Linked DNA regions of Homo sapiens: region 2 is linked to region 1. Evidence: read pairs that join two places in POLR2A ChIA-PET (ENCODE). Cell type or tissue: Panc1. All regions are shown on one strand. Each heading gives the region's core, and the rest is flanking DNA. Links, peaks and the distances in the headings are about the cores only.

Region 1 (4,391 bases), core at 144-4,143:
CAGGTGGTTGGGTAAGGGTTACAACATTAATAATATAATTCAACATTATTTGAATAGTAATATTTTAATATTTTTAAAAATAAGAAATAGGATGCCAATGGTAAGAGTTCCTAAGGACAACAGGGTAGAAAAATATCTGGAGGCTGGGCGCAGTGGCTCATGCCTGTAATCCCAGCACTTTGGGAGGTCAAGGCAGGTGGATCATGAGGTCAAGAGATCAAGACCATCCTGTCCAACAGGGAAACCCCGTCTCTACTAAAAATACAAAAATTAGCTGGGTGTGGTGGCATGCGTCTGTAGTCCCAGCTACTCAGGAGGATAAGGCAGGAGAATCGCTTGAACTTGGGAGGTGGAGGTTGCAGTGAGCCGAGATCGCACCACTGCACTCCAGCCTGGCGACAGAGCAAGACTCTGTCTCAGAAAAAAAAAAAAAAAAAAAAAAGAAAATGAAAAAGAAAAAAGAAAAATATCTGTAGTTAGGGTAGGTAGCTGAAAGGCATCACTGAGAGCTTGCTGATCTGATAAGAAAGCTCCTTTACCAGACAGAGGGGCATGACTTGTTCAGCTCAGTGGGACCAGCACAGGGCAGGCAAAATCTTGGGAAATGCTTGGTGAATGAATGAATGAGTGAGTGAATGGGTGAGTGACCCTGAAGAGCTGCATAGGAGACTGCTAAGGCTACCTGTTGGGATAAGTGATGGCTGGTGCTTGGGACAGAGTGTATGAGTCCCAGGAGAGTGTGTATGTGTGTATGTGTTTGTGTGTGTGTGTGTAGGTGGGACTTGGAAGGTGGGAGGAAGAGACAGGAGCCTTTGAGAAGCTGGTGAGGGAAATGTGAGGCGAAAGGCATGCAGAAAGAGAAGGTCAGAGAAGAGGGGGCTGGCAGAGGACTTCTGCCCTCACTGGCTTCATCCCAGCAGCTTAGACTTGTTTATTCCCTTAGCAGTTCTGAACCCTCACAGATAACATCATGTGGGTCTCTGCGGGAGGTCACCATAAAGCCTGCACAGTTCAGCCATCCATCCTTGCTACTCCTGAGGATTCAGCTCATTCTACCCACTCATGTCTCAGGGTTCTGTCTTCCCTCGCTTTGCCTGAAAGGTTCAGGCTTCCTGCAGAGAACTCAGGTCTTGCTAGTTGCTTTACCCCCACTGTCTCATTTCATCCTCCCAGCAACCCTGCAGATGGGTTCTTCAGTGATTCCCATTTTTCAGATGAGGACCCTGAGACTTGGAGAAGGAAAGTAAATTGTCCACAATCACATACCTAGCAAGGGCTGAGTGAGGGATCTGCTGGACTGGTTTCAAGTTCTAAATTTGCTAATGACTTTCTCACCTTCCACACTCATAAGGTGGGATTAGGATCCCTGCTGTCCTTCCCTGAAGGGGGGCTTTGAAGAGCCATTGAGATGATAGAAGTGAAACCACTTTGTCAATTAGGGAGATAAGAAATGGAGTGTGAAAAGATCCAACCTGGGTTCGAACCCCAGCCTCACTGCTCATTTCCTGGGTAACCATGATAAATTAATCTCTCTGGACTTTCATTTCCTTACCAACAAAAGGAGGTGATAATATGTATCAGGAGGATTTAATTAGATATCAGATATGAGGCTCTTAGCACACTCTGTGACATAGGAAGCTCTACTAAATGGCAGCTCTTAATAACAGACTGTGAAGTCCAGGAGCTTACTAACTACAGTATTTTTTTTTAACCAAAGGACAAGAAGACATAGAATCTAAGCCAGACTGATGTCAGTGAATGTGATTTACATGGAAATAAGAAAATTCTGAATAAACAAAACTCGCCATACCAGGTGTGAAAAATAAGATCCTGAGGCACTGGTATTTTTAGCAGCCATTTTGCCTGTCATTCTTGTTTCATTTTCCTAACTCTCTGTGGGGATGAGTTTTTAAATAATTTAACTGCTAATCTTCAAACAAATTCTCATTCAAGGAGATTAACAAATGCCCTCCATTCATTTTTTCTTTCATTCATTTAGTAGGTATTTGTCCATTTAGCAGATATTTACTCAGTACCTGCTTTGGGCCAAGCACTGTGACAAGTGCTGGGGATATAGTGGCCGTTCCTGGCATCAACAACTTCTAGTCTAGTCCAGAAAACAGACAAACCAATCACCAGGTACAGCTTCCTTGAAGAGGTGGCACATGAGGAGTCATCTGGTGAAAGGTAGGAGAGTGGGGTGAGGGCAGGTCAGGATCAGGTAAGAGTAAAGCAAGAGAGATATTTGGGGGAAGGGCAGGTAAGAAGGCATGGTGGGGAGAAGCCCAGAGAGATGGGAAAAGTCCTGATCAGGAAGGATGGCTCTGGAACTTTGTAGCAGATTGAACATCTGCTTGAGCTAGAAAAAGCAGGCAAGGGCAGGGAGTGGGGAAGATTGATCACGGCCTCCCCAGAAGGGTTTCGTGTGGTTGTTTGTTTAGCTTTGTTTTTAGTTCTAGGATCTCAAATGGGCTAGATTCTGAACCTAGCTCCATGTTTAACCTGATGTTTGATCTTGGCAAGTCACCATCTCTCTCTAAGTCTCATTTTCATCAACTCTAGCTGAGGCTAAGAGAGGAAAGGGGAGGAATCCAAGATTATAAACCTTGAACCCAGGGTCCTGGCTCAACACACTGGCGAGTACATGAAACAGATCTGTTCATATCTAATGCTGGGGGGAAAGAGTGCTTATCGAATTGAGGATCTTTCAAAGGTAAACCGCATAAATAAAATAAATAGCATGAACATGAGTAAGTATGTGGCTAAGGTTAGTGTCTATGGCAGGATGTTATGGAGTCTAAGAATTAATAAATTCAAAATAAGAATAGATGCATTTGAGTAAGATTGGTATGTGAGGCCAACCTAACAAAATCACATACAGCCAGCATTTACCTCCTCTCACTCCAGAAAAGCCTGTCTTGCCCCTATTCTTTAAGATTATAAGGATATGGGCATCTTAGTCCATTTTCTGCTGCCAAAATAGAATAGCACAGACTGAGTAATTTTTTTAAGAAATTTATTTCTCATGGTGCTGGAGGCTGGGAAGTCCAAAAGCATGGAGCCATCATCTGGTGAAGGTCATCACATGGAAGAGGGTGGAAGGCAGAAGACAGAGAGAGGAAATCAGGCAAACGGATTATTTTTATTAGGAGCCAACTCTCGCAATAAGTAACCCACTCCTGCAATAATGCCATTAATCCATTCATGAGGTGGAGCCCTCTTGACCTAATCACCTCTTAAAGGTCTTGCCTCGGACGGGCGCGGTGGCTCACACCTGTAATCCCAGCACTTTGGGAGGCTGAGGCGGGCAGATCACTTGAGGTCAGGAGTTTGAGACCAGTCTGGCCAACATGGCAAAACCCCATCTCTACTAAAAATACAAAATTTAGCTTGGTGTGGTGGCGGGCACCTGTAATCCCAGCTACTTGGGAGGCTGAGACAGGAGAATCGCTTGAACCCAGGAGGCAGAGGTTGCAGTGAGCTGAGATCGCCCATTGCACTTCAGCCTGGGCAACAGAGCAAGAGTCCATCCCAAAAACAAAGAAACAAACAAACAAACAAAAAAGTCTTGCCTCTCAACAGTTGCAATGGCAATTAAATTTCAACATGCGTTTTGGCTGGGACAGTCAAACGATAGCAATGAGCAAGCACAAAAAAATGAAGCAGTTGTCAACACTGATGTCTTTCAGTGAGACCAGCTATAGAATGATTGCTAGCCAACTCCTGTCCAAAACCTACCTGGAATTTGGCAATATCTACTACAGATTTAAAATATTAATGTCCTATGACCTAGCAATTCCACTTCTGAGAATCTATTTTTTAAATAATGAAAGTTGCAAAGACTCCTGTACAAACATATTCATTGCCACATTATTTATAATAATAAAAATTAGAAACAAATGTCTGTTTTAAGCTGGGTTTCCCCCAGAAGTTGACCCTGAGACAAGGTTATGGATGCAAGTAGTTTATTTTAGAAGTGACCCTAGGAAGCACCAGTAGGGGGATAAGGCAGTGGGTCAGGCAAGGAAAGAAACCCTGTAAAGGGTAAGTTATCAAGCCGGTTTCCACCATGGGCAACTGGGGCTCAGTCCCACAGGGGAACCCTCAGAGACACTGCAAATCATACCTCAGAATGACCCCACCTGACAAGTGAGGAAGCTGGAGTATTTACCCATCAACTCTATATCTGTCATCATTTTCTGTGACTCCTGGGGGCATTAACTTCCTAGAACTTTCATTTTGTTCCACATGCAGGCTAAGTATACTCTCATAGATAGAAGAAAGTCCTCAGGAAAGTCATAGGTGTTCCCAGTAAGCAGCCTCCAGTGAATAGAGGTAAGTCCTATGTGACACAGCAGAGCACTGACAATGTTGAACATAGGATAAGTCGG
Region 2 (4,391 bases), core at 199-4,198, 56 kb after region 1:
GGCACACATAGTACTGATGGGAAGGGTGTGGCCTGGCAGGCAGGGTCACATCATGGAGATCTATGAGTGTTCTGTTAGGGTCTGGAAGTTTCTCCTCAGGGCATGAGGAACCATGGAAGAGATTTTGTTTTTTCAGTGTGTATGCATAGGTGGATGTGTTTTAGTAAACTTTTTATTGAAATGTAACATATGTATAGAAAAGTACAAAATTTTTCACAAACTGACCGCATCTACGTAATAGCACTCAGATTAAAACAATAACAAATTATTACTAAAACTCCAGAGATCCACTCTGGCCTCTTTCAGGAACTACTTACATACAAGAAAAATAACCATCCTAACATCATAAACTAGTTTTCACTATTTTCTTGTGTGTGGCTTTTTTCACTCCACATATGTTTGCAAGACTCCCCCATGTTGTTAGACATAAATGCACTTTGTTCTTGCTCATTGCTGGTTGATATCCCATTGTATGGATGCACTGCAATTGTTGATGAGCTTTGTGCAGTTTCCAGTTTGGGGCTGTAAACCTTCCTGCACATGCCTTTACGTGCTCCTCTGGGGGTAAATCTGTTGCATGCATATCTAGGAGTGGAATTGCTGGGTTGTGGGCTATGCATATATCTACTTGAGTAGATACTTCTAGTTTCCCAAAGTTGTTCTACCCATGTACACGCCCACCAGGGATGCACAGGAGTTCTCATTGCTCTATATTCTTGTCAACACTTGGTATTGTCAGTCTTTTTGTGTTTTATGCTTGTTTTTTTTTTTTTAGGGGAATGACCACCTGGTGGAGGTGGAGTCCCACTTGGGTTGAAGTATACTCACTCTGGCAGGAATGAAATCAGTGGTAATAGAGCTAGAATGAAAAAGGCCAATAAGAAGAGACGCCATAGAAGTGGAATACACAGGACTTGCACACAAGGTAGAAATGAACTTAAGAGGGAGATGGAGGAAGGTTTCTGTATGGGGTGGCTGGCTGGATGAGGGACTTCAGATTTGAAGCCAGGAGAAAACATCCCAATTTTATAACATCATGTTTGAAATGTAGGACAATGAGATGAAGATGTCCAATAAACTGTTAGCTATATGAGTCTGTTGCTTAGGGATGAGGTCAAGGCTGTAGACAGAGTTAGGAGTTATCACAGAGATGGGGGTTGAGGCTGGGGGGTGGCTGAGATTTCTCAGGTGGTTGTGTGCAATGAAAGAGACAAGGGCTGAAGACCAGACGCCTGGCTTAGGGGATGAGCGGAGGAAGAACAAGAGACAACATCGCTTCCCTCTGAAATGCTGGCACGGGCTGCGAAGCATGAGTCAGACCCTTCTAGCCCCAGCAGCAGCCTCAACAGCCTGGGTCTATCTCACCAGCCACACAGTTTTCTCCTGAATGAACTTGCATCACTAACCTCAGAAGCTGTGTTGCGAAATCCGCATCAGATTGCGTACCTCTGGTGGCGTCCTAGGGACAATGGGCACTAAAGACTCATAGCATCCTGGGGTTGGAGTCCTCCTCTCCGCCTCCACAACATCCCTGCCAATCAGTTATCGAGCACCCCAGGCAGGGAACTCATAACTTCCCACGGCATCCCATTTCCTTGTTGAGCAAGTGAAGATCTAAGAAAACCTTTTCTTGCAATCTCACGATACTGAAAAGTCAAAGAAAAAGATAACGCTATAATTTAATGGTAATGATCCAGGACAGAGTGAAATGCAAGGACTCTGCATCCTGGAAAATCCATGTCTATTAATGTACCCATCAGCATCTTCTTGCTGGGGTTAGGGTCATGGTGTTTGACTCCCCACAGGAAGCTGCAGTGATTTCATTACTATTTGCACACTGGTTGGGAATGTGCTCATCCGCTGCAGGCATTCCTCTGGCTTCATCAAGCAGTGAGTACAAGGGCCCTGGAATCTGGCCAGTCTCTCAGGACTGAAGCAGTGCATGCTACAGCACAAATCTACCAGGCTGGACACGTGGGAAGAATGAGCGGCTGTTAGATGAGAGCGAGCCCACTGCAAGCAAAGAGGGCAGAATGCCATTCTGTTCAACATTTTTTTCTGCGTGTTTAGCAGCATGTGGTCCTGTGTGGGTCTCTGGAGAAGAAGAAAGAAGATGGATCTAAGAAATGGTTCTCACCCAGCTGGGCACAGTGGCTCACGCCTGTAATCCCAGCACTTTGGGAGGGAGAGGCAAGTGGCTCACCTGAGGTCAGGAGTTCGAGACTAGCCTGACCAATATGGTAAAACCCTGGCTCGAATAAAAATACAAAAGAATGGCCAGGCTCTGTGGCTCATGCCTGTAATCCCAGCACTTTGGGAGGCCGAGGCAGGCGGATCACAAGGTCAGAAGTTCGAGACCAGCCTGGCTAGCATAGTGAAGCCTCATCTCTACTAAAAAATACAAAAATTAGCCAGGTGTCGGGGCAGGCGCCTATAGTCCCACCTACTCAAGAGGCTGAAGCAGGAGAATCGCTTGAACCAGGAAGGTGGTTGCACTGAGCCGAGATTGCACCACTGCACTCCAGCCTGGGCAACAGAGCGGGACTCCATCTCAAAAAAAAAAAAAAGAAAAGAAAAGAAAAGAAAGAAAGAAAAAGAAAAGAAAAAAAGAAAGGGTTCCCACCCTTGGGGAGATTGGTGGCAGAGGCAGAGACAGGCATGCAAAAGGAAGATGTAGCTGAAACTTTTTTTTTTCTTTTGAGATGGAGTCTTGCCCTGTCACCCAGGCTGGAATGCAATGGCACAATCTCAGCTCACTGCAAACTCTGCCTCCCAGGTTCAAGCGATTCGCCTGCCTCAGCCTCCTGAGTAGCTGAGATTACAGGTGCGTGCCACGATTCCTGGCTAATTTTTGTATTTTTTAGTAGAGATGGGGTTTCACCATGTTGGCCAGGCTGGTCTTGAACTCCCGACCTCAGGTGATCCACCCGCCTCGGCCTCCCAAAGTGCTGGGATTACAGGCATGAGCCACTGCACCTGGCCCTTTTGCTTTATTTTTATAAATTAAGTTGGCAGTGTTTTTTTTTTCACAAGGTAATATTTATAAAGTGTTTTTACAATAAAATAGTATTGGCTGGGCACAGTGGCTCACGCCTGTAATCCCAGCACTTTGGGAGGCCAAGGCAGGTGGATCATATGAGGCCAGGAGTTCGAGACCAGCCTGGCCAACGTGGTGAAACCCTGTCTCTACTAAAAATACAAAAATTAGCCGGGCATGGTGGTGCATGCCCGTAATCCCAGCTACTTGGTAGGCTGAGGCACAAGAATCACTTGAACTCAGGGGGCAGAGGTTGCAGTGAGTCAAGATTGCACCACTGCACTCCAGCCTGAGTGACAAAGTGAGACCCTGTCTCAGGAAAAACAAAGAAACAAAGAGATAAAAATAAAATAGTATTAAAAGGATTTTTTTAACAAAAGCCTGTGGTCCCTTGGCCTAGCCTACTCTACCTCTGAGTCCTATTTTCAGGAGGTAGCAACTTCCAACTCTTTAAGCTTCCTCTTATGTTGGTTACCTGCAAATTTCTAAGTCATAAGCTATGTCAGAGACTAACAGCCCTCCACAATCCATGTTCTCTTTTTCCTGGGTGTACAGCTAGATCTCATTCTTCAGCTCCTGCTCCTGTCTCCTCTTCCTCCTTCCAGGCCCCCAGCCCCAAAGTTAGAGGCAATTGAGCTCTAGCCAATGAAATGTGAGCAGAAGTGCTAGTGCCACTTCTAAGCCTGGTCCCTAAAACCACCATGTTCACCCATGTGCTCCTCTATGATCTTTCTTCTTATTTTTTATTTATTTTTTTTTTTGAGGGAGTCTCATTCTGTCGCTCAGGCTAGAGTGCAGTGGCGCAATCTCAGTTCACTGCAACCTCCATCTCACAGGTTCAAGCAATTCTCCTGCCTCAGCCTCCTGAGTAGCTAGGACTACAGGCAAACGCCACCACACCCGGCTAATTTTTTGTATTTTAGTAGAGACGGGGTTTCACCATGTTATCCAGGCTGGTCTTGAACTCCTGAGCTCAGGCAATCTGCCCACCTCAGCCTCCCAAAGTGTTAGGATTACAGGTGTGAGCCACCATGCCCAGCCTATGATCTTTCTTGTTATGGCTGCCTGGAATGGAGATGATGTCCTTGCAGGCTCTGGAAGCCACATACTAAAAGATGAAAGAGCATTCATTAGGCTGGGTACAGTGGTTCACGCCTGTAATCCCAGCACTTTGGGAGGCCAAGAAGGGCAGATTGCTGGAGCTCAGGAGTTCGAGACCAGTCTGGGCAATGTGGTGAAGCCCCAACTCTACTAAAAATACAAAAATTAGCTGGGCGTGGTGGCGCATGCCTATAATCCCAACTACTCGGGAGGCTGAGGCACAAGAGCATGCCACTGCACTCCAGCCTGGGCG

What was found. Peaks named below come from ENCODE experiments on the same cell type or tissue, not always from the same donor. Only the 100,000 strongest peaks of a DNase experiment are listed, where the experiment ranks them.
Region 2: POLR2A ChIA-PET joins it to region 1 with 6 read pairs; 2 of 35 experiments call an interaction of 5 or more read pairs at or near these places.

The regions. Positions count from the first base shown.
Region 1 is chr9:97,819,168-97,823,558 of GRCh38, forward strand. The region is part of intron 1 of PTCSC2 (papillary thyroid carcinoma susceptibility candidate 2); the gene reads right to left. Among named protein-coding and RNA genes, the nearest start is that of PTCSC2, 32 kb to the right of the region's middle. In Panc1, for the core only: no CTCF peak of the experiment used is centred there; no DNase peak of the experiment used is centred there.
Region 2 is chr9:97,875,561-97,879,951 of GRCh38, forward strand. No RefSeq gene overlaps it. Among named protein-coding and RNA genes, the nearest start is that of FOXE1, 25 kb to the left of the region's middle. RefSeq lists enhancers at 1-2,667, 1-120. In Panc1, for the core only: no CTCF peak of the experiment used is centred there; DNase peaks (open chromatin) are centred at 1,491 and 1,931; H3K4me3 peaks cover 989 bases; H3K27ac peaks cover 624 bases.